Regions from separate parts of the Mus musculus genome. Here all the other regions are linked to region 5. Evidence: chromatin loops called from intact Hi-C (ENCODE). Cell type or tissue: gastrocnemius. All regions are shown on one strand. Each heading gives the region's core, and the rest is flanking DNA. Links, peaks and the distances in the headings are about the cores only.

Evidence for each region. Hi-C counts contacts between places; a loop is a spot of excess contacts. Peaks named below come from ENCODE experiments on the same cell type or tissue, not always from the same donor. Only the 100,000 strongest peaks of a DNase experiment are listed, where the experiment ranks them.
Region 1: it touches region 5 in a loop (2.3-fold over the local background); 12 of 42 quality-filtered maps call a loop at or near these places.
Region 2: a loop joins it to region 5, with 2.7 times the contacts of the local background. A loop is called at or near these places in 9 of 42 quality-filtered maps.
Region 3: it touches region 5 in a loop (2.4-fold over the local background); 7 of 42 quality-filtered maps call a loop at or near these places.
Region 4: it touches region 5 in a loop (2.3-fold over the local background); 10 of 42 quality-filtered maps call a loop at or near these places.

What each region holds. Positions count from the first base shown.
Region 1 is chr12:69,452,033-69,458,315 of GRCm38, reverse strand. No RefSeq gene overlaps it. Among named protein-coding and RNA genes, the nearest start is that of Gm40434, 6.6 kb to the left of the region's middle. In gastrocnemius, for the core only: no CTCF peak of the experiment used is centred there; DNase peaks (open chromatin) are centred at 1,869, 2,005, 2,591, 2,893 and 1 more place; H3K27ac peaks cover 1,374 bases.
Region 2 is chr12:69,492,034-69,498,316 of GRCm38, reverse strand. It overlaps Gm31512 (a long non-coding RNA gene), which reads right to left and starts at 1,085. Exons shown (of 3, transcript XR_381638.4): 1 at 474-1,085. In gastrocnemius, for the core only: no CTCF peak of the experiment used is centred there; DNase peaks (open chromatin) are centred at 968, 1,731 and 3,451; H3K4me3 peaks cover 867 bases; H3K27ac peaks cover 1,990 bases.
Region 3 is chr12:69,187,038-69,193,320 of GRCm38, reverse strand. Dnaaf2 (dynein, axonemal assembly factor 2) reads left to right here. Exons shown (of 3, transcript NM_027269.4): 2 at 370-513; 3 at 2,927-4,234. The coding sequence ends at 3,433. Among named protein-coding and RNA genes, the nearest start is that of Mgat2, 6.0 kb to the right of the region's middle. In gastrocnemius, for the core only: a CTCF peak has its summit at 2,620 (motif pointing left); a DNase peak (open chromatin) is centred at 2,327.
Region 4 is chr12:69,458,997-69,465,279 of GRCm38, reverse strand. Gm40434 (a long non-coding RNA gene) reads right to left here and starts at 3,484. Exons shown (of 2, transcript XR_872790.2): 1 at 3,225-3,484; 2 at 2,434-2,783. 5830428M24Rik (RIKEN cDNA 5830428M24 gene) reads left to right here. Exons shown (of 5, transcript NR_038060.1): 5 at 1-493. In gastrocnemius, for the core only: no CTCF peak of the experiment used is centred there; DNase peaks (open chromatin) are centred at 2,707 and 3,207; H3K4me3 peaks cover 1,370 bases; H3K27ac peaks cover 3,124 bases.
Region 5 is chr12:69,571,908-69,578,190 of GRCm38, reverse strand. Vcpkmt (valosin containing protein lysine (K) methyltransferase) reads left to right here. Exons shown (of 6, transcript NM_001033236.3): 6 at 251-1,456. The coding sequence ends at 265. Among named protein-coding and RNA genes, the nearest start is that of Vcpkmt, 8.0 kb to the left of the region's middle. In gastrocnemius, for the core only: a CTCF peak has its summit at 3,478 (motif pointing right); a DNase peak (open chromatin) is centred at 3,482; H3K4me3 peaks cover 802 bases; H3K27ac peaks cover 1,310 bases.

The DNA.
Region 1 (6,283 bases), core at 600-5,599, 120 kb after region 5:
GGTGTTCCAGATCAGCCCGAGGCTTCCTGTCTCGCCTGCAAAAGCTCCCACGCTTTACCCTCTCCTGTTACCCACAGCTGTCTCTTCACGTGCTCTTCTGCTCTTACTATCATTTCCCTCCTAGGAGATCCCCCATCTGTCACCAGGTGCTCATCCTTGCTACTGGGAGACTCACCACTGAGCTTTCTCTCCCCTGGGAGTGTACAGCCTGGGTCTGGAGCAGGGATCCCAGTTCCTGGATGACCAGCACTGTAGAAGCTCCCCCCAGATAATTCTGAATTGTAACCTCAGGCTCCGTTTTTGAGCATCACTGAGACCGGGGGAAAGGAGTAGGATACCTCATGGTCTACTTCAGAAACCACAAAGCATTGAGGGACCCTAGGAAAAGGAGACTGGGGTGGTCTGAGAGATGAAGGGAAAGTGCCCTGGACCAGTGGGGAAGCACAACAGGTTCTGTGGGTGGTGGGGCCATTCCTCACAGAATGTGAGGGTAAGACTTTGGGTCCTGCTCCTCCCACCAACAGCCTTGAAATGCAGACGACACTTGCCTCTGTGAGGCAAAGATATACAGTGATCTACCTAGTAACAGAGGTCTTGGACAAGGCCTTGCTTGACCCACCAGTCTTCCCGTCATGACGATATTATCTGCTCTAGGGCTGAGTTAACATGTAGAAACCTGGGATTTCTGGGACAGGGAATCTTGCAAGAATTACTGAATGGTCCTTGTGGAGAGTGAATAGTATGGTTTTCCTTTAAAGTGGCTGACTTTGACCGTGGGCAATACGGGTACCTTGTACATTTGATCCAGGGTGTCTGAGCATCACTGCATGGATGGGATGAACAAACTAATAAATGATAGCTACTCTTCTCTCTCTCATCCTTCTCTTCTCCAACTTCCTCTATCTTATTATCTCCCCCCCTTCACTCACACACACACACACACACACACACACACACACACGTATGCAGGAACACACTTGTTCATGCAAGCCTGGAAATTCCTTCAAAAATGACATCTTCTCAGGGAATGGGATTATAATGCAGTTTCTTGAAAATGTTGCTCCTGGGCCTTACACTCACTCCTCCTCCAGTATATTCATCTAGTAACTCCTGGCCTAGACTCAAGCAAATTAGCAGGGGTGGAGTGGAGCGACCATCAGAGAATCATGAGCCAGCATTGAAGGGGTAGCTGGAGGGGTCATGATAGCTAGAAAACATGGCAGAAGAGCTCAGAAACTCAAGAGGACAGAAGAGAACCCCAAGGCAGTGTCTCAGTGGCCACAGTGGTCACCAGCTGAGCCTTCCAGCCAAGCTGGCTCACTGGGAAGGCCATGGCAGAGGGACTGGCTGTGGAGTCTATGGGATCTGCCTCACAGTTGCATGAAAGCCCTGGAAGAAAGGAATGGAGGGTGCAGATTGCCTCTCTGCTGTGCCTGCTTACCTTGGCATGTGTCTCACACCAGAAGGCTGCCTTTTATGCTGGTGAGTTCCAAGCTGGTGAGTGAACGAGCCTGGAATCCGCTCTGAGATCTCAGTTTGGAGTGAATCATTGAAGCGGTTTCTATATGAAAACCTTCTTTCCTTGCCTAGTGTATGAGATGACTGTAACACTCTTGAAAACAGGGCTGTTTTTCAGCAAGCTGAGACCCTCTAACATCCCCACCATCCGTTTTCCTACTGTGATAGAAATTGACTGTCGGTGAGAAATACTTTGAGATGTGTCTGAAAAGCATTAGCTTTTCCTACATTGCCTCCATTCCAACGTACAGCAGACACCTCCCCTCTCCCACTCACCCTCACCCCCACCTCACCTCTCCACCACACCCACTCTCCCTCACCCCTGCCACCCACTCCATCTCACCCTCGCCTGCCTCCCATGAGTCTCTGTCCACTTTAGACTGTGATCATCACCTTGAAATCCAATTGGAAACTAAAGAGGCCTGCGGGGGAGAGTTTGGGGTCAAGTCCTAGCTGTACAAGTGTGAGACCGTGAGTTCACATCCCGGGGTTCGTCGGTGTACAACGTAGGTGTCATGCTGCTTGCCTGTAACTCCAGGGCAAGGAGGTGATGGCAGGTGAACCTCGGGGGCGCCCTGGCTTGCCAATCTAGCAGAAACAGTAGGATCCTGGTATGGCAGGAGACTGACTCAAAACGTAACGCTGATAAACAGTTAAAGAAGACGTCCCATGTCAACCTCCACCTTCCACACACCTAACTGGCTGGTAATGCTCTCTCTCTCTCTCTCTCTCTCTCTCTCTGTGTGTGTGTGTGTGTGTGTGTGTGTGTGTGTGTCTGTCTGTCTCTCTCTGTCTGCCTGCCTCTCTCTATTACATACAAACACACACACACACACACACACACACACACACACACACCATTCAAAAGAACTTTTCTTTGTCTGGTTCAAAGAGATAAAGGCAAAGGAAGAATGCCTAGGGTATCACCAAGGATAAACAGAGCCTGACAATGTCTTGCGTTTATTTTAACTACAAAGAAATGGGAATGGGGAACTGAGATCAGAGCCAGGCGGCCTGGAGTCCTACTCAGATCTACTTCCCTCAAAGTCACAGACAACCAAAACCTCTCGGAACAGCTTGTGTGTGTTGCTGTTACTGCCAACAAACCCACCCAAAGGAAATCATGTCATTTATTAATAATGCTATATTCCTTCTTCAAAAGAAGAGGCCCGGGAGAGAGAAACGCCAGTGTGATGCCAGCTACTTGAAGATGTGAAATTTCCAAAGAGCCCAGTGTTAGGATGTTCAGCTCTGAAGCCCTAGAACAGGGCTATCAGGATAAATACAGAAAAGGCAGTGGGCTCCGAAATGCCTGGTACCAACCAGGGCGTAGACACTCACACTGAGGACACGGAAGCCACAGTGCCCAAAGAGACTTCAGGATGCAACTCTCTTCACATTTCTCCCAGAAGACTTTTAATGGCCTCTGATCTGGGAGGCCAAGCCGTGTCTCAGAAAAGGCTCTGCACCTTCATCAAGTCTGTCTCTGAGGGAAAGGGCCTAGGGGTTACAGGGCTGCTTGGGCTCTGAGGAAGAACCTTGGTTGGCTCTGTTAGAGCTGAGGAGGCTCCCTTCAATGCTTCTGAAGAGAAGGGAGAGCCAGCCCACAGGCAGGTGAACCTAGCCAGGATGGAATTCGAGGGCCTGGAGAGCCAATCTGTGCTGCCTTCCACCAGAGGAGGCAGAAGGGGATTTCAGAAGGTGGGGATGGGGTGGGGTGGGGTAGGAGTGGGGCATTCTCTTAGTTCAGGGCTTCTGTAACCATGGTCTTTTCCACTGAAGCCAACCAACTTGTAATTCAATTATCCCATTTATACTCTTCTATGTCTGCCACGTGGCTGGTTACCTCTCCTCAGTTTCACACATCTGATACTCTGAGTCTGGCGCTCTCTCTCTCTCTCTCTCTTTCTCTCTCTCTCTCTCTCTCTCTGCCAGATGTCACACCTTATAATCCTGCCTCACCTTATTGTCCATCAGATTTTATCGGCAAGTAATGCTTCCACATAGAAGAGAGTATCCCCACAGGCCTCAGTGACAGTCTCTGCAAGACCGAGAACAACTGATATTTCCCTCCTCAGCCCCACCAGGCCTTGACTCACTTTCCTCCTTTCATACTTCCTCTCTTAGTGGTCCTCAGCTGCTTCTGCTGACACCAACACTACAGCCTTCAACACTTCTTTCCTGGAGTCCAGACTCTTGCACCCTTCCCATGTGTGGTGGTTTGAATGAAAATGTTCCCCCATAGTCTCATAGGGAGTGTCAGTATCAGGAAGTATGTCTTTGAAGTCTTCTTGGAGGAAGCATGTCACTGTGGGTGGGCTTTGAGGTTTCAAATGCTCAAGCCAAGCCCAGTGTCTCTCTCTTCCTGTTGTCTGCTGATCAGGATGTAGAACTGTCAGCTACCCTCTCTCCAGCATCATGTTTGTCTGCATACAACCATGCTTCTCACCATGATGATAATAATGGAGTAAATCCATGAACTGTAAGCCAACCCCAGATAAATGTTATCCTTCACAAGAGTTGCTATGGTCATGGTGACTCTTCACAGCAATAGAAACTCTAACTAAGACACCACAGCCATATCCTTCCAGACATCTCATTGCTTTTTCAAACCCCAAGCTGCCTGCTGACTAAATTCTACTTTCTTCCTAAACACACCCATGATGCTCTTATCTACTGAGCTGTGGGGCTAGGGGGATCTCACACCCATCCCATCACCTAGAAACCTTGTCCACACTGCCCAGCTTGTAATTCACTAAGCCCTCTCAGCTTATCTCCCAGACCACTAACCATTATAACGTATCTGACCTTCCTTTGGTCTCTCTTGCTGGGTAAATCTTAGTACAGGGTAGGCAATACCATGAGGAGACCCCTGAGATCATTCCCCTCAGACCCTCAAAAGTGTTCCCGGCCTCTTTGAGAGTGTTACCAATCTTCCACCAGTATCCTCAACCCCTTCAGATGTGTTCTTTCCCCGCCAGGAGTATCCTCAGCCCTTCTGGAGTGTTCTTAGCCTCTTGAGAGTGTTCTCAGCTCCTCACAAATATCCTCATCCCTCCCAGGAATGTTCTCAGCCTTTCAAGGATGTTCTCAGCTTCCTTAGTAGTTTTCTCAACCGACTCCCCCATCCCACCCCTGCCCCGGGCGTGTTTTCAGCCCCTGGGGGGAGGTGGAGGTATTCTCAGCCCTTGAGACAGTTTCAGCTCCTTAGGCTATCTGCTGTGTACTGCCCACCTCTAGAAGACGACAGCTGATTATTTCTTGGGTGGGAGGGGTGCACTCTGTGGTGAGAGTTGGGAGAGTTAGGAGATGAGAATCTGGAGTTGATGCTGCATCCCCCTTCTCTCTTGCTCATCCTTTCTGCAGGTGTTAGAGGATTCTTTGGCTGGTCTCTCGGTTTAGTCAGGATTCAGTGATTCACCGAGGTCGCCGCAGCCTTAGCTCTGACCCTGTCTCCAACTAGCACCCGGCTCAGTTCCCCTCATCTCTGTGGACTCCCGGAGAAGACTCTGAGGCTCAGTTCAGGCATCTCCATGACACGTGTACAGCTTTGTGCTTAATCCATCTCACATGGAGATGAAAGGCGGTCCAAAGCCCGGTCCTTACCCAGCCACTCTGCTCTGAGCTCCTTATGATGAGTCAGGGGTCTGAAAGGAACTCTCCTCTCCAATTTCAGCCATGAAGCAGAAACTCAGGGTATGACGCACAGATAGATCAACCTCCCAGAGAAACAGACTGGTCATCCTTCATCTTTGCCCTTCCTGGCCGCTGCACAGGTAGTCTAAGAAGTCCACTGCTAACCCACCTCTCTCCCACCAGAAGTAGAAGATACTTTCTGCATTAACCAGGCAGGCCTTGAGATGTGCTTTGAGCAACAAAATGCTTTTAAGATGGAGCTTACAATGAAACAATGCTCTGGTACTTCTGGGTCCACACATTTAGTGCACTGGCAATACCTTCGACTCTCACCTGGAAGCCTGCACGTGGAAAGAAGTCCAACCATATGGAGGTCACCATGCTACGCAGAAACCCAAGCTAAAGGGAGAGAGGGAGGCCTAGGCAGTCGAATGGAGGCACCAGATAGCCAAGTAAAGAAGTCTTTTTTATTTTGTTTTGTTTTGTTGTTTTGTTTGTGAGTGTTGAGACCCCAACTGACACTCTATAAGCAGAACCATCCAGCTGCATCCAACTCAAACTGTAGAATTCTGGGAAGTGATATTAACTGGAGTTAAGCCACTTGGTTTTGACGGCGGCTAATTCTGTAGCGATGGCTGAATGAGCCGTCTCTGCAGCCGCCTTCACATGCCTGCCTGCCTTCTGCTCCATGTCCCCACCATGCCGGCTTGTAGGCCCCGGCTCCTCCATGCTACCTCTCTCCACTCCTCTTGTCCAGCTAGAATCTCCTTTCTCAGCTTTCCTTTCTGTCCACCCAACTTCATCTCCACTTCTGCTTTGCCTCTTGTCGCTCCCACAGCTTCCCACGACAACCTCAAGGATGCTGTGAACGTTTCTTCATGCAGCTGTCTCCCCAACACCAAACTGGGATGTGCTCTCTGGGTGTATTCTGCATCTTCTGCAACACCAAGACTCACTTCTGGTGGAAGTGTGAGCAAGACCCTCAACTTCCAGCCCAGGTTCTCAGAATCAGTTGGGGGTCACATTTGGTTGTCTAACAGAACCCTGCCCCTACTGGATTAATTAGCTAGCTGCTCAATCGTTTCTGTTTTGGGTTTTGTTTTGTTTTTTCCTGCCCCACTATCCTTCA
Region 2 (6,283 bases), core at 440-5,439, 79 kb after region 5:
TTTGTTTTGTTTTGTTTTAATTTGGAAACTTAGGGGCCCTTAGAGATAGATGGCTTAGTGATTAAGAACATTTGCTGCTCTTACAGAGAACTGGGGTTCAAGTCTCATAATCTATATGGCAGTTTATAACTGTCTGTAACCCCAGTTATAGGGAATTTGGCACTGTCCTCTGGTCTCTGTGGGTTCCATTTATAGTGCACATACATATATTCATACACAGAAAATAAAATTTAAATTAATATTTGTTTAAAATTGTCATTGTAGCAGTGTTTGCACTATGGATATTGGTAAGTGCTACAAATTAGGAAGATCTTCTGGTTTGGGTTTTCTAGTACCGCTAACTGTAATTTGGTTTCATTGTCAAGATCAAGCATGCATAACTGTTCTTTGTGAACTCTAAATATTAGCTATTTTGATGGACTGCTATAAACCAGCCCCTAAGCAGTTCTATTCCTGAATTTTGGGGTACTCACTTTCTCTGTTGTCCTTTGGCTTGTTTGGGGACTTACTTGGTGACATAGAAGACCACAGGAATTCTGAGTACAGGCACAGAGGGCCCTAGAGCAGTCTCCCCCACTGATCTGATGCCCTGAGAAGCCATGTTCAGTCTGCCATCCTGTGGATGAGAAGCCTGTAAAGGACAAGGAAGGAAAATGAGGTAGAGCGGTCCCTGGATGTCCCACATGCCTCCGATGTGCAGAAACCCACACCAGACAGAGAAAAGCCTCCTGGCCCCACTGTGGAGGAGTTATGAGCAAACGGTTATTGTGGGAAGACGCTAGGTTTAGGTGTGGTTTCTACACGATGATGGCTGACTATTACAGTTATTATCAGACCCCGCCAAGCTTCTTCTTGGCCAAGTTAAACTCCCTGGTCTCTGGCTGGCATCCTGATCCTCCACTGGAGGGGCTCCAGTGGCCAGTTCTGAGATGAGCCGGTACTGTTCCCCGGGGCATGCCCTGTGTGGAGGCTGTGGCTGGCAGCCCAGGAGTCTGGATTCTGGCTGAACACTGCAGGCAGAGAGAAAGCCGGACTCTTGGCACTCACAGCTTTCTGTGATCTCATCCAAAGCCTCTTCAGTCAGCTCAACACCCCCCCTTCCCCCCCGGCTGTGAAACTAAGCCCTCCCATTCTAGCATCATTTTCAGGAATCTAAGTGTGCGTGTTGTAGCTATGACCATTATCTCCCCACTTTCGGCTTATTAAATCGGTCTTTCAAAATCAGGATTCAAATTTGTTTTAAAGTTTTCCAGCTGTAGCATTTCTGCAATGGCTTGGGTGTTTCCCCAAGTCCATGTGCTAGAAATTTAATTCCCAATGCAACGACTTGGGATGATGGGCTCTTCAGAGATGGTCTCATGGGCTTTTCCTCTTTTAATGGCTTCGCGTCATTAGAATGGGAGTGGGCTTGCTATCACAAGATTTGTTTTCTTTCATGTGTGTATCTCTCTGTGTGCTTGTTTGTGTTTTTTTTTAAGTGTATATGGGTATTTAGCTTGCATATATGTTTATGTACCATGTGCGGTTGTAGGTTTGGATCCCCTGGAACTGGAATTCCAGAGGGCTGTGAGCCACTGTGTGGGTGTTGGGAATTAAAGCCACACCCTCTGGAAGAACAGCTGGCCATCTTAACTCCCGAGCCATCTCTCCAGCCCCTTGTCCATGTTTGGGGGGGGGGGGGAGATGCAGATGTGTATGCAGGCAGAAGTCGAAAGATAACTTCTGTGTATTCCTCACTGCCTTGCACACCAGATGAGACAGGGTCTCTTTGCTGCTGTGTACACCAGGCCAGTTGGACCACAGCCCTCTGGACATTCCCCAGTCTCTGCTTCCCGTGTCCCTTTAGAGGCACACTGGGGTTACAGCTTGCTGCACTCTGCCCCGCCTGTACATGGGTTCTGGGGATTGCAGCTCAGGTTGTGAGGTTCGTGTAGCAAGAGCTCTTATACACATAGCCACCTCCCCAGCCCAAGAGTGGGTTTCTTATCAAAGCAGATTTAAACATTCCCTCCTTCCATTCCTTCCTGCCACGTGATAGCTTCTGCCATCTTATGGCCCATTAAGAAGACCTTCACCAGTAGCTAGCACCACAATCTTAGACTTTTCGGCCTCTAAAATCATCAAATAAGTCTCTGTCCACTGGAAAGTACCCAGTCTGTGGTGTTCTATTGCAACAGTAGAGAAGAGACCATTTATTCCTATGCACACACACACATCCTCTCTCATTCAGAGTCAGGCACAGCCAAACATGCACATACGCACGTGCATAGGACAGAAGGCAGAAACCCATGTCAGTTTTCACGGCCTCTCTGGCATCTGCCTAATAGTCACGTCACAGCCCTGTGATCACCCTCCTGTCTTCCTTCCCAGCCTTATCTCCCAGGAAATCCATCTGTAGTAGAAACCACAGTCCTCATGTCTTAACCAAGTAGGAGTTTTTCTTGTCAGACACAGAGCTGCCAGCAGCTTGAGAAGTCAGTGCCCTTCGTTCTTTAGGGAACTCCACTCAGGTAAAGGCAGGTCCTTGACTGCACTGCAGAAAAGAGTTTCAGGAAAAGCTAGAAGGAAGCAGAGCTTGAATTTATTTCTAAAATGAAAGATGGTTGAGAGAAAAAACAAGCCGTGTGAGCACAGATACTGCCTTCTCACGGGGCCATTGCACTTGAGTGACTTTGAAGTAGCCATGTTTGCCATCTTAGTGGCTCTCAAATTCAATCTCAAAGGGTTGCTAAGAATCGTCCTCCCTTTAATAAGTAGGAGTGTAGGATGGCTTCAGAGCTGACTTGGGGGGAGGGGATTACAATCTGGTAAAATAAGACTAGGAGCAGCCAGAGTTGCATGGGGTGGCAGGGGTGACATGTTCTTTACTATAAATGGAGATTTTGAAGAGATTCCTAGAAACTTCCAGTTGAGTAGCTGGGAAAGGCAAAGGTCACATAATCTCAGGCCTTCAGTGTAATCGGTTGCTATTTGTTTATTCTTGCTTGAAGTATCTCTGCATAAAGGAACACTGCTTCTCCATGAACCTCGAATGTTGTTCATTGTGTTGGGATTCTTAGCTGGTGAGAGGCTTCAGTCAGGCTCTGGGGTGAGGGATCCTCTTTCCTTCTCCCGCTCCCATTATCTGTGATGGCTTTGTCTCCTGCCTCATTCTGTCCTTCCATTACGCTGCCCTTCATATCGGCTTCATGACTTCCAGTGGTGGCTCCACCACCAGGTGTGTTATATTCGTGACCCACACAGGAGGGAACATCGGGAAAGGAAAGGGACACACACTACACACTACAGGGACACACACTACACACTACTGACTGTTTCCCTTCACTCAGAAAACAATGGCTTTCATAAGGACCTGATCAGGAGACGTCGGATCACACTCACTGGCCAGAAATAGGTCGCATGGAGAAGACAGCAGCCGTTAGGGAATCTGGGGAGTAAATATTTGTAACTGGGCATGCTGCCACTTTGGGAGGGTGGGAAGCAACTGAAGTTCTGTTAATCAGAGGGAAATGGCAGCTGAATAATGAGTGGAGCCAGTGCGTTTGCTACAGCCTCCCACACATACTACACATTGTTATCGTTATACTCCCAGACACATGCCACGTTAATTGAAAGAGTTAGAGAAAATGAGATGTCATAGACTGAGAAGAAAAAGACACACGCTCCACTCCTTGTTGTATAAAAACCCTCTTCTATGTGACTGATAGTCTGTGAAGAACCTATCTCTCTACCTCTTGGATCTTCCTTCCCTAAGTTAGTGGCTTGTTTTGGCCACTAACGCAGCAGCTGCTGCTCTGTGCCTAACTCATACCCTACGAGGCCCTTCAGCTCCCAGTCTTTCCCTCTTAGTATTTAGTGCTATATATGAAGGATCCCGGATTAGCCTCTCCATCCACCAACAAACACTTACATTACTCCAGGTTTTGCTTTTTATCTATTTGTTTCATGCATATGTTTGTTCATGTGGAGGTCAGAGGATAACTTTTAGAAGTCGGTTCTCTCCTTCTACCATGTAGGTTCCAGGTATTAAACTCAGGCTATCAGCTATGGCAGCAAGCGCCGTTACTTGCTGAGCCATCTGGTAGACCCCTGGTTAGCCTTCTTGAAGATGAGAGGCTGAGAAGGCCAAGCAGCAATCAGAACCAAGCAACAGATGCCAAGGGAGGCAAAGTTTGGTTCTCCAGTGTCATCCCTACCTCTGTTGACTGCAGCAGCCAGGAAATGAAATGGCTATTGTACTAAGAGCCTACGTTTAGGGGTAGATAATTAAACAAGCAGTTCGGAGGAGCTCCAGTGAGATGTCCACTGTGCATGGATCCGGTTTGCAGGCCTTGTTCCTAGAATCCCTATAGGGAGGTCTAACAAAGTTCCTTGCTCCATATAAGCAGTGTGCCTTGTCAATTCTAATTTTATCTGAATGTATTTGTTATAATTATTAATAATGCATGCAATGCATGATGGGAGACATATGTATGTGTAGTATGCATTGGGGATCAAACAACAACGTTGAAGAGTCAGTTCTCTCCCCCTTTATGTGGGTTTGGGGATGGAACTCAGGCTGTTAGGTGTACAGCAAGCACCTTTTCCCTCTGAGCCATCTTCATCAGCCTCAGATCTTATTGTAGTTTTTGAGGCAGGGCTCAAAATTTATAATCCTCCTACTTCAGGCTCCCGAGGGGTAGGTAGAATTCCAAGTATGCACACTCAGCTTTTATTATATGTTTAGTTTGCTGGTTTCATTTGTTTAGGTTTTTTTTTATTACATTCATTTGTGTACATTTGTGTGTGCACATGCACACTGCATGTGTGCATGTATGCAAAGACACACTTGTGTAGGTAAGAGGACAACCTTTGTGAACTGAGTCTCTCCTTTCTCTATGTGGGTCCCAGAGATGGAGCACTAGATCTTGTCTGCATGTGGCTTTACCCACATCTTATGGGCCCGGTTTGCGAGGGTTTCTTTGTTTTGTGGCTGGTGTTTTAGATAGAGTCTCACTCCTCAGCTCAGGTGAGTCTGGAAATTGCTATGCTGCTTCGTCCAGCCTTCAACTCATCCTTGAGGATGCTGGGCCTCTGGGAACACATCCAGCTAAGATTTTAATTTTCCTTTTTAATCATTGAAGAGAGCTAGGTATGGTAGCATACTCCTATAATGCTAGCACTCAGGGGACAGAGGCCGGAGGATTGCTATAGGTCTGAGGACAGCCTGGTCTACATAGTGACTTCTCTCTAAGCCAGTCATGGCTTCAAACTAAGACAATCTTAAAAAAAAAAAAGATTAATGGGCATAGCACTGAATAACTTTGAACTGCATCTCTCTAAGTTTCAACACCAGAGTTTTGCCAGTTTGGGTCTCTTTCTGTTTCTTTTCCTTTGCATTTCATCTTATTTACTGTCATCAATTTGTCAGAAGCAACCAGATCCCTTCAGTCCCTGTTCCCACCAGCCACTCACCTGCTTAGCACACCTCCTCTTCCATCCCCTCCCCCACCCCTCCCTTTGCAGCTCCCCTCAGTAGAGAGCAGTTCTTCAGTTTTACCCCGAATAACCAAAGCAAACCTAGGGAGACTCAAGGTCTGAGTACCTATCAGAAGAATAGACCTAATGCTGTCACAAGTGAGGGCCAAGGGCCCTGAATGGCACACACACTAAGAGAGTTCGTGCTTACACGGCTGACATTTTCTAGAGCTTTCCGTGCGTGTATCCTGATGCATAACTGGCTCATTACTTAGCTCATCAAATCCTAACAAACAAGAAACTGGCCTTAGCCCCTCTCGTTACGGTCTCTGCCTTATCCATCTTCCACCTTTTCTTCTATGTCGCTCTTGCTGGCCGCCAACTCTTGACATCCTCCTGCCTCAGCCTTCCCCTCACTTAATAGATAACAATGAGAACAGGAAAAGAGACCCTGATACAGAATATTACCCCTGTATGCCCTCCAGACTCAGACGACTTTGAGGGGGCAGCAAGCCCAGCAGAGGCCTTAGCCCATGATCAACCCTAGAAGCTCCTGATATGGTCAGACATGACAGCTGCCTGCCTGGTTTCTTTGTCTGGGAAACCATTCTTCTGATAGATGTGGTTCGGGAAGAACTGTTAGTTACTGGTCCCTCTAGTCCCTCCCCAAACAAGCCATCCTCAGCATCTCAGGGATTGGCCAAGGAGTGGACACAGGCAGGCTGTGTATTCTACATTCTGCTATTTCCCGAAGCTGTGCAGTATAACTTGGAATACCAGATAATCAGGGTAGAAACATGGCTTCTGGAGTCAAATGGTCTGGGTT
Region 3 (6,283 bases), core at 694-5,693, 380 kb after region 5:
CTACCTCTGACACTATATATATTTGGGAGAAATGAAAGAAGAATGCTGTTTGTAAGCTCATCCTCGTAGGAAAAGCACAGCTCTACTTTAGTAAACTCAGGAAAAGCACCAAGACGTTTTCCTTCCTCTTTGGTGTTTTGAGACAGGGTTTCTCTGTATAGCCCTGGCTGTCCTGGAACTCACTCTGTAGACCAGGCTGGCCTCAAATTCAGAAATCCACCTGACTCTGCCTCCCGAGTGTTGGGATTAAAGGTGTGCACCACCAAGCCTGGCTTTCCTTTCTCTTTTTAGGTAGATCTCATGAATACATGTTTTTCATATTAGTTATATTCTGGGCAATACTAGATTTTTTTTTCTTCTTTACTTTAGGAAAGATTGTTTATCAATGAAGAAAATGTTAATGGGTTTCTTGAAGAGGTCCTTTGCTCCCCATTGAAGCAGGCAAGGTCTCTGGCCCCACCGCTGATTGAGGTTCTTCAGGCCACTGATGAGCAGGTTCAGATCCATGCAGAGGTAAGAGCTTAGAGGGCAGTCAAAAATAGTGACTGACGGCAATACCAGTGACTGTTGGCCAAATGACTGCAGTTCTTCAATTTTTGACATCAGAATTTGAAATAACATGTACATAATGGGTGGGCAGAGTGTGGTGGTAAGACTTCTGTCTGCATGTCTACTATATAATAAAACATTTTTATTTTCATGTTACAAATCATTTTACTGTGAGTAAACACCAGAGAGATTTAAAAAGTCAGATGAATTTAATAGTTACTAAACAGCAATTGAACTTGCAAATGAATCTTAGAGTCAGAATTTTACAGTTAGACAATTTTAGCAGTTTGTCTTGCTGTGGTTTGAAATCCAGAATCTTATAGTCTGTGTAACATTTATAAGAGCACCACACACAGCAAAAGCATTTAAGACTCACACAAGGCAAAAAGATATTCATCATGGCCTCACTGCTAAGAATATACCAAAGAACAATTTAGTTAGCTATAATCCAAGAAAGAAATATATGAGAGCAACTTCTGTATATGTACCGTGTCACACATGTGGGCATACAGACAGTAAAAACATTTATCTTATATGAGTGTTTTGCTACACGTCTGTCTGTGTACCACACTTGTGCCTGGTGCCCACTGGAGGCCAGAAGAGAGCATCGAATCCCTTGGAAGTGCAATTACACAGGCTTGAACACCATGTGGATTGAGAATTGAGCCCATGCCTCCTGGAAGAGTAGCCATTGAGCTGTTCTCTGTCCCCTAAATAAAATATTTTTAAATCTGATTTTTAGAAGGATAGATGTTTTTAATCCCACAATATTCCTCCAGTTATGCATATATATTTAGAAAGTTTGCAGAAATAAGCAAGTCTCTTGGCTTTCCAACCATAGAAATGACATCATAGAATTTACTCATTGTTTTTAGCTGAACCCTTAAGTTAGGTTATGCTCATGGCCAACACTGGACAAAACCCACCTAGGAACTAGCATTCCACACTGAGGAAGGAAAGTGGAGAAACTCAGCAATGCCCTTTTAGTAACTAAAGGTGTTTATAGGCACTTTTCAAAAGCTTTGTCCTTCATTATGAAAGAGATGAAGAATAATTGAAATGAATTTTCTTTTTATTTTTTAAATTTTAACCAGCCTTAGTGGTGCAGACCTTTAGTCCTAGAACTCAGGAGGCAGAGGCAGGCCAGCCTGATCTACACACGGAGTTCCAGGACAGCCAGGGACGTGTAGAGAAACCTTGTCTCAAGAGAGAGACAGGCAGCTCTCCTGCTCTCTCCCTGCTTCCCTTCCCCCTTTCCCCGTGGTTATGGCCGGCCTCCACTTCTCTTTCTCTCTCTCTCTTTTTTTTTTTTTTGTTGTTTTTATTTTTCGAGACAGGTTTCTCTGTGTAGCCCTGGCTGTCCTGGAACTCACTTTGTAGACCAGGCTGGCCTCGAACTCAGAAATCTGCCTGCCTCTGCCTCCCAAGTGCTGGGATTAAAGGCATGCATCACCACGCCCGGCTTTTTTGTTTCTTTTTCTTTTTTTTTTATACTCTCTACTTCTCTCTGCCTTTCTCTGTCTCTACTACCCTCTTAACTCCCCTCCCCATGCCCTGAATAAACTCTATTCTATACTATAAAAAAGAGAAAGACAGATAAACAAAGAGAGACAGAGAGAGAGAGAGAGAGAGAGAGAGAGAGAGAGAGAGAAAGAGGAGAAAGAAAGAAATGTGCATCTAAAGATTTTTATTTTATGTGTATAGGAGAGTTTTGTCAGCATGTATATATACACACTTGCTCTAACAAGTATGCTGCAGGCGGGGCAATCTGCCATATGGATGCTGGTAACTGAACCTGGTCTTCCCAGCAGGTGTTCTGCTAAACCATTTCTCCAGTCGTACCTGAAAAAATTTAATTAGCAAATCAAAGCCGCCAGTCATTGTGGCTTAATTTCAGGCAGATCTAGTTCCAAGCCAGACCCTGTCAAAATATAAGGGCTGAAGAGATGGCTCAGAAGTTAAGAGCACTGACTGCTTTTCTAAAGGTCCTTCCTAAGTTTAATTCCTAGCAACCACTATGTGTATAACCACTATAGTATACCATTATAACCATCTATACTGAGATCTGGTGCCCTCTTCTGGCCTGCAGGCATACATGCAGGCAGAACACTATACATAATAAATCTTTAAAAAAAAATTTTTTTAAAGAAAATTGAATTTAGTTTGAGGTTGAGATGGCTCAGTAGATACAGATGCTTGCTGCAACCATGGAAAGAGAAAACTACCTCCAGAAAACTCTCACCTCTAAACACCCCTAACCACCACACACACACACACACACACACACACACACATATGTAAACGCTATGATTCCATTTGCTTTTCAATTGATTCAATTCTGTTGCTTCAAACAATTACTAATTTGCTATTTATACAGTTGCAGGAATGTAGTGATCCTGCTGGGCTTCAAGGAAAGGGAAAAGGAGTCAGAGAAGGCTGTCCTCTGAGTGAAGCAGAAGCCGCTGACCAGTCCGCCACCTCTCCAGCTGCTTCTGATTCAGCTGCAGCAGTCGAAGCACTAAAAATAAACACGCATGGTTCAGCTGTGGACCTGCAACACGGCTGTCCTGAGGTTCCTCACGTACTGTCTGGAAAACCGCTGCAACCAGAGGCAAAAATGGATCCTGAGTTTATAAGAGAAAGTAGTACTACCTACTCGACTGAGGAAAAGGAAAATATAAGAGAGCCAGTAATAAGCAAGGGGGAAAAAATAAATGGAGATCACCCATCTTCATTACTGAACAAAACTGTGGTTCAAAACATACCTGACTTTGACACTATAAAAGAGACGAATATGCAGGATGGTAGTGTGCAGATTATTAGAGACCACACGACTCATTGTGCATTCAGTTTTCAGAATCCCTTGCTATATGATTTAGACTGATGTATATGATTTTGAAATTTAAAAATTGAGTAAAAAAAATTGGGACCTAAGACAGGTTGTTTGTGTTTTTAAATTGATGTAAAACCAAACATTTACAGTTAATTTTGGTGAGGAAGCTGGCAGCAATCCCAATGCCTAGCTAGCACTGGGAACCTGATGGTCAGTCAGTTTAGGTCAGGCTCAGCTACAAAATTAGGGGCCAGCCTAGGCTACGTGAGACCATGCCTTTTTAAAAACAAAAACCCCTGGAGATACTTTTCTTGAATAGTTTCCTTAATAAGAGAAAATATTTATGATTTTTTTCAAAGTATTCTTTTTTTGTTTTTGGTTTTTTTTGAGACAGGGTTTTTCTGTGTAGCCTTGGCTGTCCTGAACCTCACTTTGTAGACCAGGCTGGTCTCGAACTCAGAAATCTGCCTGCCTCTGCCTCCCCAGTGCTGAGATTAAAGGCCAAAGTATCTTAAAAAACATTTATTTGGGGTCAAGGAGATGTGGAGATGTGGGTCATCACATGCATATGGAAGGCAGAAGACTGTGTCTCTGGGATTAAGCCCAGGTCATCGGCCTTGGTGGGAAGCCATCTGTCTGGTCCCGTAGTTTGTGAGACCTGGGTTGGTTCTGTATTCCCTATGTAGCCTGGCCTACCCTCAAAGTCTTCCTGCCTGAGTTTCTGAGGCTGGGACTAAGGCATGCATCAGCATGCTGGGTTAAAGATACTTAGTTGGACTACAAGTAGATCCTGGGTTTGTGTTCAATTTGATTTTTATATTAAAGTTTCAAAATAAAAATTCATTGAGTTAACGTTTGTTACCTACATTCTCAAGAATGCAGTTAACTGGAATATGATGGAGGAATACAATCCTAAAATTTGTTCACATTTTTAAGAAGGGAAAGAACTCTCCTAACAGATAATGATCTAAACCAGTAGAAATGAAACTTAGCTACTTTTGCACCAGTTTTCATAAAAGTCTGTCACATATATAATTTAAGATAATTTGGGGTGTAGTTGGATAGCTCAGCAAATAGAGGGTACCTGCTGGCAGGCCTGACGACCTGAGTTCAATCCCTGTACTTGCATGTTGGAAAGAGAGAATCTACTTCTGCAAGTGTTTTCTGACCCCTACACCTATATGGTGGCACACAAACTTGTGCACACACACAACACATACACAGATTAACAAGTTGGGTGTGGTGGTGCATACCTTTAATCCAAATCCTCTGCAGTAGCAGGTGGGCCTGTAAATTGAAGGCCAGATCTACACAGTTCCAGGACAGCTAGGGCTACAAAGAGAACCTGTCTCTGGGGAAAAAGAGAGCACTCATCCTTTTGGGGACTGGAGACAGTGGCTGAGCAGTTCAGAGCCCTTGCTCTTGAGAGGACCCAGGTTCGATCCCTACCACCCACATTATAGCTCATAACCACCTAATTTCGAGGGTCAGAGGATTTGATGCCCTCCTCTAGCTTATGTGGGCACCAGGTGCCCAAGTGAGCATACATACGTGCAGGCAAAACATCAATATGCATACAGATAAATTTAAATGTTTTAAGATTATTCAAAACCAACTCTAATTTCTTGGAAGTTAAAGTATTAACATCTTTTGGTAGCTGGGCGTGGTGGTGCAAGCCTTTAATCCCAGCACTCTGGAGGCAGAGACAGGCGGATTTCTGAGTTCGAGGCCAGCCTGGTTTACAGAGTGAGTTCCAGGACAGCCAGGGCTATACAGAGAAACCCTGTCTTGAAAAACCAAAAAAAAAAAAAAAAAAAAAAAACTTTTGGTTTTAAAGAATGTTTAAAATTTCTAAAGAGGTTAGAGAGATGGCTCACTAGTTAATAGTAGCTGCTCTTTGAGAGGATCCTGGTTCAATTTCCAGCACCCACCTAGCAGCTCACAACTATGTGTTAACTCCAGTCCCAGAGGAGTCAACGCCCTCTGACCTCCACAGGTGGTACACAGATACACATGCAGACAAAATACCCACACACAATAAATTTAGCAGAGGAATTAAAAAAACAAAAACCTGGCCATTTTTGTTCTGACAGAAAAATTGCCTTTTCTATCAAAACCAACTATTTTTAAAATCAATTTGTAACTTCTAAAATGAGGCAAAGAGGAGATCCAAACAGATTTGTGGGTTTTTTTTCTCACAAAGTATTTTAGACCAGAATGGAAAAAAAAAAACATAAAAAATATAAGTGGAAGAAATGTCTGTGGGTGTCACTAGGCCCAAGGCCATGAGCTGATCTAGTTCTGTTTCAGGTAAGACCACTAATGACTAGCCTTTGAACACTCCTGGAAACCTCTTTCTTCTGTCCTTTGAACTGGTGATATCAGGTTAAGATACTATACAGGGGTGTAAATCCTGGAGAAGGTGTTTACATCTCTCCCCATGCAACGTTGAACATTATGCACTTGGGGTACAACCCTTGCATTGCATGCAAAGGGCTCTGTAATCCCAGCTGAAGGCACAAGTGGGAGGGTTATAAACACAAGGCCAGCCAGAGCTATGCACACAAACCAATCTTTAAACAAGCAAAGAGTAAGACAGCTCAGTGGTAAAGGTACCTGCCACCAAAGTGCCTGGAGTTCTGTCCCTGAGACTCACAGGGTAGAGAGCCAACGTCCTCTGACCTTCAGCATTCACTACCAACACACGTGCACACAGGATACAAATGTGGTAAAACATTTCAAAAGCCAAAGCCCAGGCAACTTTGCTTCACCTTGAAAATGCACAACAGTTCTAGTACGAGAGTGGTTCAAGAGCAACAGTCATCTTCACACAGAAATGAGTCCTCTGTCATTTTTTTTTTCTACATCATGGAAAGGTAAGCCTCAAGATTGCTTCTTACT
Region 4 (6,283 bases), core at 904-5,903, 110 kb after region 5:
AAATGTGATCTTGTTGGGGATAGTGGGAGCTTGGGGGATGGGTTCCTTTGTACTTCTCTCAAGGTCTCCTGGTCCCTCCCTGTGTGTTTGTGGGCGCCACAGACAGCCTCACAATCAGGATGAGTGGTAACGGGACAGTCAAACACAATGAAGGGAATCATTGTCTCACGAGAGTCAGAACATCTGTTCCTCCCACCGCACCTGGGCGAAGGCCAAATAATCAAAAGAAGGAAACAGGATCTGCCAACAACGCACTTTACCTTGAGTCTTTGTGTAGAGAATACCTTCTCCAAGTAGGCGCCTTTCATTGGCTCAGATTTTCCCATCTCAGTTGTCATTATAACTGAAAGCTATTGTAGCTCATAATTTCACATTGTCCTTTCAAATAGAAGCATCGCCAAGCAGATGTGAACAATTATCTTCAATTGTGATTTTTTTTCCATTAAATTTCTAAAGGAATACCTAACCTGGGTGTTCAAACATTGGTTAATCCAAACCTTTGCGATTTCATATTGTGGGTTCATCCAGTGGGATTTGATATTGGGTTTTTTAAGTCGTGCTAATTGAACCAGTTATCTACTTTATTAGAGGTGCCCATATATTTTTTTAAAGCAAAACATTATCATACTGTGCTTGGGGGAGGGGGTAAAGGGACTCGAGCCAGCCCAGCATGGCAAACACGGCTCTAGTGGGCTTTGTCCTTCAGCATTGCTAAACCGTTAGATTATATTCTTAAACTGGCCACCAAGGTCTATCCCCTTATCCGGCCACTTCCTCCTCCTGAGCTAACTACAAATGTCCAACTATCAAAGTATTCAAGTCCAGCAACCAAAGCCCCCCCTTGGCTCACCTAATTAACATGCCCAATTAAAATTAAACATCTCACCTTACATGGGTTTTTCCCTTGTACCTGTATAAACTGCCATTCACCTACTGACCACATCGGTCTCCTCTCTATCCAGACACAGTCCTTTGTCCCACTACGAGACAAATATCTCCCCCCCCACCCCTGTTCCCTTCCCCTTCTCTATCATCCTCTATCTCCTGTCTTTGTCTCTTATTCTCTGCCCTTTGTCCCTCTGAGGCAAATAAATCTCCTTTGGGCTGAGAACTTGGTCTTGGGGGTCCTGAGCCAATACAGTTCCCTTGGTGGTGGTAGGGATCACAGATCCTTGTCTTGGTTTTAATAACCAAAGAATAAATAATGAGAAGGTTGACATTGTTACAGTATGAGGGGCAGGTAAAGAAACTCCAGAGGAAGGGGACAGCCTGGGCTTTCTAATTTTCAACAATGAACAATCATATTTCAGTTCCAAACACATTGTCTGGATTAAACAGAACTCCATTCCAGGGGGAAAGCAGGCTGTATAAGCTAGGGGCGCTTCTTGCTGATAATGCGCTATGTATTCAGACATCATCACTGTTGGTACAATTAGAGCCTTGCAGAAAAGGAACACTGGCCCCAGGACCAGAATGCAGGGGCATTGGGGGAACTGAGTCCTTTTGGAGCCTGAGCGAATTAGGAAGCACAGATGCCCAAACATACAGGACTTGGCGCACGCCTTTAATCCCAGCACTCGGGAGGCAGAGGCAGGCGGATCTCTGAGTTCGAGGCCAGCCTGGTCTATAAAGTGAGTTCCAGGACAGCCAGGGCTACACAGAGAAACCCTGTCTCTAAAATCAAAAAAAAAAAAAAAAAAAAAAAAAAAAAAGGACTTAACCTCACAAAGGTCATTTGAAGGAGAACGGTTCCCTCTTCTGCCTTGGTACCAGGAGAGAAGATCAGCCAGGTTTCTCTGGCTTTCTCTGGCTTTCTCTGCAGCTGGGGCTTCTCCCTGTGGCTGTAGTCATCCCAGTGGAGATGGGGAATAGGTGACCCTAACAGCAAAGAAAGCCTGGATAGGATAGACAGCTAAGGCTAGGAGCCTGTCAACACATCTCTAAGGAGACTGTTCACCGCCCTTAGAAACACTGCCCGTGCCTTAAGAGGCCCCTTTCCCTTTGCCTCAGCCTGAGTATCTCTCTCCTTTATGCTGTAGGATTTTGCTCAGGGACTCCTGAGCCACAAAACTAGAGGAACTCTAGGTGTCATTTTTACATAGTGTGGTCCTCGGTAACCAGCTGTGTGATATTGTACAAGTCACTCAACCTCTCTGTTTCAATTGTTGCATTTACCTCCCGAGAAGGGGCGCGAGGGCCCTGTCAAATCTTATTTGGAAAAATCCTAGCGAATGAACAGCACCTAGCATGTGGGTGGCCAGCACTCCTTGAAGATTGTCTATGGGGACAAATGAAGGATTTCTCCTACTGTGCTGTCTCCTAGATTTCCATCTCAGGAAAACACACGCCTCTGCAAACACAGGACAAAGATGAGAAAATGTCCTGGAATCCCTTTATTCTGTTCAAAACCCTTAAGACATCAGGAGATGGGACTGCCTGTGTGCAGAGTCTTTTAATTACACAACCTCTGAGCTGACTTGGTTAAGTTTTAATCGAATGGTGGACTCCCGATGAGCACCCGGGCTTCAGAAACACGTGAACAAAATGTAAGGTATGGTCTCTTGGTTCTAGTTCCTTTCCAGTGACCGACTGTTGCTCAGTGAGGCGGCGCAAGGCTTTTGTTTGTTTTCTTGGTTACAGCAGAGAATAATGCAAGAGCCTCCAGATTGTCTCACATGGAAGTGATAGATGGATGCCAAATTCTCTCTGCAGAGGCCTCACGTTGGCTGCTCTCGGCTGTTCAGAATGTAATTTCATGCACATTGCAAACGGCCCATTAGTCACTGGCAAGGAAAATTAAATTTTCAAAGTTGCTCTCTCTAACAAGCCTTCACCACCACCACCACCACCACCACCACCCCTCCGTCTCACACACAAAAACCTTGCTGACAACACAACTCCTCATTAACGCAGAAGAGAAGCAAACACTCCTTGCTCCTAGCCGGCTCTCCTACCCATTACTCCCATGATGCTTTGGGATTCAGATTTGAATCAACCAAGTTCCCGATTCAAAACTTTCCCTCCCTTCCAGGAGAGGAGCATTTGTATTTCAAAATCGTGGAGCCGAGTGTCTGAAAGTTATTTGCCAACTTCCGTGCCTCTGGGAAAGGCATGCTCAGTCTCGACCCCACCCCTCCCCTTCCACGTTGGCACGGGATCGCTTCCCGAGCTCTCCGCGCTGTTGAAAAGAAAACAAAGGCGTTTGCTGGAGAAATGAACCATACTATGTAGGCGGAGTCAGGTTCCCCCATAGCGTCCTCACTTCTCCATCTCCTCCCTAGAACCAGCAGTCCACTGAGTAGGGTCTCACGGTGCTGGGCGTGGCCTGTGCCTGAACAGGAAGCCCTTTACATGGGGAGCCAACTCTAGTCAAAGGTGTTGCGGATGGTAAAAGATTTAATATTTGCCAGCAACCAGCAGGTTTTTTGAGGGGGAGGGAGGGGGCAAAAGTGGTTACCGTGGGAACGTTGTGAGCCTCAAGTGACTGTCATGAGGTGAAAAAATACTCTTAAAATAAATACCAGAAAAGGCATATTTATAAATCTCTTCCCAAACACCTATCTTTTCACAGGGGGAGTGTGTTTTTAAAGCTATAGATATTAAAAGGGGGAGGGGCTGACGTTCATGACAGAATTTGTCTTGATTACAAAGGCCAAGCCAAGTAAGATAGTAAGTACAGACCTATAATCCCAGCTCAGGTGGCTGAGGCAGCACGGCAGTATGTCACTACCTGCCCTGGCTACATGGGGAGACAGGGAGACCTCATCCCAAAAACATCAAAAATAGATAATCGAACACACACACACACACACACACAGCCCGCATAAATTGCCTCTGCCACTTCCTAAGGTTTGAACCTGTGGTCTTGCCTACACTAGCCAATATTCTCCCATTGTGAGCTGTACAGTTAGATTTTAGTCAGCTATAGCTTTGAAATTGTACACCACACTTAAATGGATTCAAGTAACTTATTCAAAACCAATAAAACGCTACTTGTTTGGGACCCAAAGCACACATTTTATGTCTGAGTTGTGCATTACTTCTAGACTTCTAGACAAATCAATAAACCATAATTTTATTTTATCTTATCATTTTATTTTATCATTTTATTTTATCATTTTATTTTATTTTGATCACGCAGATGGAAAACCCTTGGGCACAGAACTGGCCTTGCTCCAAGGATGCTCCATTTTCATTTGCCTCCTGGAAAACAGAACTACAACTGTATGCAGCAGCCACTGGCCCAGATGCAATCAGTTTCAGGGCCTCTCTTTCAGTTTAAGACAGACCATGAGATAGTTCTGACCAAAAATACACAGAAGTCCCCGAAAAGAGGGATCCTGGAGACAATTCTGTACACTCTCACAATTCTGTATTACTGGTAACCAAAGACACTGACCTGTCATGTGACTGTCTTTCCAAGGATGTGTGGGTGGTACACAGCCTTGGAAGATAAACTTACCACGTCTCCAAAGCAAGAGGAGGTCTTGCTTGGAACCTTGGAAAACAGATAACATTTTCCTCCAGAGCAAAGGGCAGACCTGTCTGCAGTCTGGGTAAGATGTGGGGTCCATTAGCTCAGGGTTCATTGCCTTTGAAGTAGCCACTGCTTAGGCAAGTACTCTTAAAGGCCCGTCTGCTGCACTCCTGGGGTGGTCATGGCTAGATGGACTGCTACCAACATGCTGGTGTGTGTGTGTGTGTGTGTGTGTGTGTGTGTGTGTGTGTATCTCTGTGTGTCTGTCTCTCTCTGTGTGGTGTATATGTGTATAAATATGCATATATGTGTATGTGTGAATCTGTTATATGTGTTATATATGTGTGTGATGAATGTGTGGGTGCATATGTGTATGGGGGCATATAAATATGTGCTTTATGTATGTATATACACACATATATATACATATATGAGTGTGTGTTTAATGTGTGTTGTAGATGTGTGTATATGAAGTATGTAACATGTTTGTATAGTATATATATATGTGTGTGTATATTTGTGTGACATATGTTTAAGTGTGGTATATGTGTATGTGTGTGGTGTATAGTTGTGAGTGGGGGTGTATGTGCCTTTTTGTATGTGTTGTGAATGTTGTACATGTGTGTGATGCATGTATTGTGGTGTATGTATGTGTTTGTGTGCGGTGTATGTGTTTGTTTCTGTGTGTTGTGTATGTTGTATATGTATGTGGTGTTTGTGTGTGATGTATGTGTGTGTTTCTGTGTGTTGTGTATGTTGTATATGTGTGTGTTTGTGTGTATTGTGTATGTTGTATATGTGTATATGATATGTGTGTGGTGTATGTGTGTGTTTGTGTGTATTGTGTATGTTGTATATGTGTATATCATATATGTGTGTGTTTGTGTGTATTGTGTGTGTTGTATATGTGTATATCATATATGTGTGTGGTATATGTGTGTGTTTGTGTGTACTGTGTATGTTGTATATGTGTATATCATATATGTGTGTGTGGTGTATGTGTGTGTTTGTGTGTATTGTGTGTGTTGTATATGTGTATATCATATATGTGTGTGTGGTGTATGTGTGTATGGCACACATGTATGAGCATTAGGTGTCCTGCTTTATCACTCTCTACCCCATTCCCGTGAGGCAGGTTATTGTCATTGAACTTGGGCTCCCATTTTTTTCTACCTGGTAACCCACAAGTTCCAGTGATCCTTTTGCCTCAGTCCTCCTTATACCGGAGTCGTGACTGCACAACCCAGCTCTCATGTAAGTGCTGGGACCTGTACTCTGTCCTCAGGCCTACGCAGCAAGCACTTGTAAGCCCTGAGCTGTCACTCCAGTGTGTGTGGTATGTGCGTACACACACAGACACACACATACACACACACACGCCCAGAGTGATCAAGTTCAGAGGGGTATAAAACAATGTTCCCAAGGGATTAGGGGTGAGAAAAAATAAATTATTGCTTGTTGGTACAGTTTCTGCGTAGATTTTTTTTTATGTTCAAGAAATCTTAATAGTCACACAACACCAAAGATGTGTTTAATGCCAATGATTTGCACACTTAAGAATGATTAAAATTGCCAGGCATGGTGGTACACAACTTTATTCCCAGCTCTCAGGAGGCAAGCAGATATCTGTGTGGGTTTGAAGCCAGTTTGGCCTACATACCAAGTTCTAGGCCAGCCAGAGCCTCAGATCCTGTGTAAGAACAGCAACAAAATAATGGTTCAGTGATATTGTTCCTCAGAACAAAGATTGACCTCTGGCATTCTCAAACACACAACCCACAGAAATATGCACATGCGCCTGCACGC
Region 5 (6,283 bases), core at 858-5,857:
TTAATTAATGATCTTCAGTATCTTATGTCACTAGAGAAATATTTGCCCATTTTTAGATTGTGCTGTCTTAGACATTCTGAGTCCTTTACCAACACAAAGGCTTTTAGTTTTGATAATATTCATAATCTGCTTTCTTCTTGATTGCTTTAGATGTCAGCTAAGAACTGTCTCTAAACATTGCACATGGCTCTCTTGAAGTGCGCTACTTGGTGTTATAACATTAATGTTCAAACTCCCCCGTTCCTCATAGAAACCGCCATCATGAAGCGCTTCTCCATCTTAGCCACGCCCCGCAACATCCTGGGTAAGGTCAAGATGTGAACGGAGCATGTGCATACCGCATGGAAGACTGCCTCACAGATTTCTCCAGCATGTCCTTAGAGATCTGGTACATGGATGACAACTACTTTGGACTGCCCACAATGTGAAATGTCTGCCTGCCCACCCGCCCGCCCACCTGTGGGCTGAAATCTAACGTAGGTTTACTTAGTTCGGCATCAAGTTCTGCTTAAAAGAAACGTTGACAATCACTCAAATAAAAATTAATTTTGAGAGACCCTCAAGTCTGAAGCAGCATGGTTGGCTCAGTACATTTCTAAGAAGCTCAAAATCAGTTGATCCAATTTCTAATGGCATCTATTACTGTACAGGAATGTTCTGAGGACTGGTGTCATGGTGGCGCACGCCTTTAATACCAGCACAGGGGAGACAGAAGCAGGTGGCCCTCTTGAGTTCCAGACCAGCCTGCTCTACGGGGCAAGCTGGTTCCAAGCATAATAGGACTGTCTCGAAGGAAGGAAGGAAGGAAGGAAGGAAGGAAGGAAGGAAGGAAGGAAGGAGGGAGGGAGAAAGGAGCAAAAACCCAAAACCATAGAGAAGTTGATGCAATCCAGCTTCCAGTGCTAGTGTCTCTCATTATATAATACTAAGGTGAAGTTCAGAGGCAGTCTCACTTTTACATAGTTGTGTAGTGGTTTCTCTTTTTCCTTTGTGTTATGTTTAATACTTAACATGTTCTTTGAAAGGAAACTGAAAATACTATTTTGTACCTTTACTGGGCAGAGTTGTGTTTCCCTCCATCACAGGTAGGTGAGTGAACTGGGGAACTGGGGACTAGTGAACTGGGGAGTCTGGGGCGCTGTAGCTCTAGGTCACTAAGAAGATAAGTCAGGGGACGGGGGACCAAGCGCTGTCTCAGGGAGGTGTGAGGAGAGAAAGCCAGTTGCAGGCTTCTGCTTCATACTTAAATGGAGTTCTGTGTACATTTATCAAATGGTTTTTACTGTGTTGTCTCCAACTTTTTTGTTGTTCCAATAATCACCTGCTCACATAGTCTACTGTGTCAGTCTTGAGCACCACCACCAGATCCAAAAAGTAGTAACCAGATGTATTCTGGAGTTTACAGTCGGTGCTAGATGGCACGTTGTATGTGCTGAAATAAACACCGTTTTTGAAACCTTGTGACTCTGCTTCCAAGACGTCTCTGATGAGATGAACATTTATAACAAACAACTGCTTTCCAGAAAGCAAGAGCGACTCCATTTAGAGACTTGAAGACAAGAGTCAGTTTGGAGCGATTCTTTCTTGGGAGCTTTCTTCAGCCTTTAAAGCTTGCTTGCTGTTAGATTTTCAGAATACTGTGTCCGTGCATGGCACCTCGTGGAGCAGTTTGCCCCAGGCAGACAGGCTGAGTGTGTGCAGCTTTGCGTGCAGTAGCTCGTACACAGCTCGCTCCATAACATGGGGCTGGAGTGAACACTGACCTTAGACCCCTCAGATTCTCACACCCTTCCCACGATCCCAGACTTCCTTTCATATGAAGTCCAGCTGGCTTAACCCACAGAGCAGCTTAGTACCAGTTTCCTGGGGACCACACCCTGCTTGCCTCCCCTCCTCCCTGCTAGCTAGACCCACTCCTGAACCTGTCCTTCCACAATCACTGCCTCTGGGAACCTGACCTTGGGGAGGGACGGAATTTGTAACAGAATGAAGCGGGAAATTAAAACTCCCAGTTGTGGAGTGAGGCCAGCACTGAGCTCTACTGCAGGACTTAATTAACTAAAGGGCACCCTCAGTGCCAACTGCTTCCCACACAGGAGCCTGGGAGAAGCCCTGCTTTGGAGGAGTTCAGTGTTGGGCACATGTAGGCCTTTTGGTGAGCAAAGCCCTGTAGTTGAGACCCCCCTGGAAGAAGGGCCTAAGGAGTAACTCATCCGCTGAAGGGGAAGCCAGTATCTCTGCTTAGGCTTGTGTTGCTCAGGGAGAGGCTTGGCTGGTTTAGACCAGGGCTTGGGGCAGGACGGCTGCTGTTAGCCCTGAAGCAGAGGGTAGATGGACCTGCCAACCTGGGAATCGATCTGTGAGCTGGGGGCTGGAAGGCTCAGCATCGATGTGTACGTCCAAGGGGAGCTGCACAGCACACACCTGGAAGGTGGAGGCAGGATCATGGGTTCAAGGCCATTCTGGGACACATAGGAACACATGGCCATATCTCAAAAACAAATAGGTGCAAGAGATGAGTGAGGTCATGCCTCTAGCTGGGCATCAACCAGTATACCAACTGCCCAGCTTCAAGTAATTACCAGTGTGTCAGGGAAATGCTAGAGATGAGTTGGGGTCCTCTTGAGCAAGCAGGGTTTGTTGCTGTGGGCTGCGGGGCCTAGCACCACTTACCAGGGAGTAGGTGGACGTCACCTGGAAAGAGATTGCAGCCCCAAACTGGTTTGTGTTTGTTTTGGCTTTAAGTTTGGGGATTTTTGTTTCGTTTTGGTGTTTGGAGACAGTTTCTCTGTGTAGCCCTAGCTGTCCTAGAACCTGTAACTTCCTAGCTTTGTAGGGACTGTTTCTTCAACCAGACTGTGTGGTCACTTGGAAAATTGGAAGCTAGCAGAAGCCAAGCACTATGCTAAGGTCAAGCTTCATTCTAGCCGGAGTAAACAGGAGGTGTGGTGGTGGTACTGAAGGACTCCAAATAGCTTTAATGTTTCCTAAATTGAGAATCACCACCATAAAGAAACCCGTGTCTACTACCTCCCAGCAGGGAGGGCGAGAGAAGGGAAGAGAAGTGCTCTGGTTAGAGTGGCCTGTCCTGCCCAGAATGAGGGGCTGAACCTCAAAACCTGTGGAACAACTCTAGGAACCAGAATCGCTGTTAACTGAAGGCTGGGGGAGGGATTCTACAATTCAGAGGCAAATTGCAGGCCTCCTCACCAGTGACTTGAGCCTCTTCCACCTTCTCCCTCTGGTTGCCTAACTCTTCTCCCATTTCTAACAGTCTGTGGATTATAGTTGGTGACACCGGGTTGGTTTTGATTCCACATTATTATTTAAGTGCAGGACAGAATGGCGGTGCGTCTTCTTGTGCTTCTTTTCGCCCCCTCCTCACGCTTTCTGGCTAAATGTGATGAGCAAGGGTTTGCCTTTTTTTTTTTTTAACCCAGTGTGGGACATAGAAGTAGGACTGTAGTTCCAAAGGTGCCCTGTAGGTGGCATTACACATCTTTGTCTTTAAACAGCGTCTAGTAAGGTGGCTGTGAAAAGACTCGGTTTTGAATTGCAGCCAGCCCTCAGATTTTAAAAATTTTTAATTAAATTTGATTTTCAGAACTAGTCTACCCATTAGGAGGGTCCTTGCTGGAGAAAACACGGCAGAAGCTGAGTGAGACGGCTTTCCCAGGAAGTTGTCTTTGGTGTAGCTTTCTGTTTCATTCTGTTCAACCTATGTGGCTCACGAAGCTGCATATGTTGTGATTTGTAAATGGCCTTTCTGCTGTAGATTCCCGTCTGTGCAAGGAAGAGGCCTTTACGAGTCTAACTTTGTTCTAATTAGTGCAGTTCTAAAAATAAAGTTCAAGGTGAACTTCAGCTTTATATCTGACATGCGGCTTCTACGGACTTAAAACTTCTAATCAGCTTTAACTAGTTCTCCAAATGGGCATGCCTTCTTCCACAGAAGATCAGATTTCACATCAGAAGACTGAAGCTGTCTGTCAGTGGCCCTCCCACAATCACGTACTCCTAGGGTGAACCACATCCCACGGGAAAGTAATAGGACAGCTGAGTTTCCCTTTTCCCAGTTCTGAGTGGGAACACGGTAAAGGCTCAGGCAGGTAAAGGCAGGTGAAGTTGTTAAAACCTTAAGACCCACGTGACACAGAACACAGACCACCCAGCCACTGAGGCCCTGTCACTCATTACAAGATGAAGTCTGTGACTAGTATGTACAATATGCTAGGACAAGTCCTCTGTATGGTAATGGTTTCTCCCTGTGCCTTTGGAATAAAGTGTGTCGGGACAGAAACCCAAGGACTGCACCATCCAGAGTTGATTCCACAGCCTGTCTTTTACTGTCTGTGTGATCTTGTTCCTTAAACGCTGTGCCTTGTCCTCATGTAAATAGAGGATGGTTTTATCATGGGCCGCAGAGGTTCCCATGGGAGTTTAAGTTGTTTGCTCTACGCAGTGCACCGGAGTACCTGGCAAACAGTAAACATCACTACAGCAAAAGTGGAAATACGGGTGGGGACCTGGGAAACCTGCACAATGCCAGTTGCTTTTATCTGCTGCGTTGTGTAATCCAGGTATCCCTTTGAGCGTATAGAATTCATGCCAACGTCCCTCCCCTATCATGGAGGAATGGCAGCTGAGGCAGGAAAAAGTTGAGAACACTGGTTCACAGTGCTGTTAGTTAAATGAGTCAGCCATTTTAGAAAGGTGACGGGAAGCCATTACTGTTCACTTACAAACATAGCATGTGACGTGTGAACATTTTGTTTTGTTTTTCAGTACTGGGCTTTGAACGTCCAGCCTTTTGTGCACTGAGCAAGTAAGTGCCTACCACTGAGCTATGTCCCTCAAGTGTGCTTGTGTGTGTATGTGAGTATGCACGTATGCGTGTGTGCCACTAATAACTAAACCTTGTGCACATTAGGCAATTACTATACAGCTAAGTTACATCTTAGTCGCTGGCCTTTTGAAATACAGTTTCAGGGGCTGGAGAGATGGCTCAGCGGTTAAGAGCACCGACTGCTCTTCCAGAGGTCCTGAGTTCAATTCCCAGCAACCACATGGTGGCTCACAACCATCTGTAATGGGATCTGGTGCCCTCTTCTGGTGTGTCTAAAAACAGTGTACTCACATACATAAAACAGTAAATCTTTTTTTTTTTTTTTTTAAATCCCTGTGCAGCCCAGGCTGACCTCAAACTCACAGGAACCCATCCTGTCTCTGCCTTCTGAGTGCTGGGATTAAAGGCGTGAGCCTCCCACTCTGCCTGTTTTTTGAAGGATTTTAAACCCATTGATGAAAATACTATAAACATTAAACAGCTCTTGATTTTTGACATCTTTACTGATACGTTACTTTAATGTATGATAGGTTCATGTTTTTAATATTCGTAAGGTTGAAAACGCCGACGTTTCCTCCTTACAGAACAGGATTAGACATCTTGAGGTCAAGCCAGACTATACGGAGAGCCCACAGACTTTCTCAGGCTCCGACAAGCCACCAATTGCAGTCTGTCACACTCCTCACAGCTGCTCTGTAGTAAGAATTACCTTGAGTTCAGCTTTTTAATCATCTGATAATCGGGCTTTTGCAGGACGGGCTTCAGTCTGTGTGCTGGCTCATCACTGCCTTGGCAGTCATTTCCAGACTTGTGTGTATTATACCAGCGACCCCATGTAGCAACCTTCAGCCTTCCACCTTGTTCCTCAAAAGAATGCCTTCCAAAAACCTGTTCCTTACACATGTGCAAAATAGCCGGCTGTTGACATGCTCTGACTGGATAAGAAACTTTACCCAAATTGTCTTAGTCACCATATCCATTGCATAGTGTTGAAACACTATGCCCATATGCTACTTTGTTTCCATATCATAGTCTACCATCAAAGGCAGTGAGAGCAGGAACTAAAGCAGGCAGGAACCTGTGGCAGGAGTGATGCAGAAAGTCACAGAGGGGTGCTGCTTCCTGGCTTGCTCCTCCTAACTTGTTCAGCCAACTTTCTTATCACCAGCCCTAGGATGGCACTACCCACAGTAAGCGTGGGCCCCCTACATCAATCACTAAGAAAATGCCCCACAGGCTTGCTTAAAGCCATACCATATGGAGGCAATTTCTCAGCTGAGGCTCCTTCTGTGACTAGCTCAAGTCAAGTTGAGATAAAAGGGCCAGCACTCCCAAGTTCAAAAGAATCCCCTCGGAGCACAGAGTTCACATAGAATGCTAGTTTCTAAAACTGAAAACAAGAAAAGCACGTTTAACACTCCTCAATAATCAAAGTTT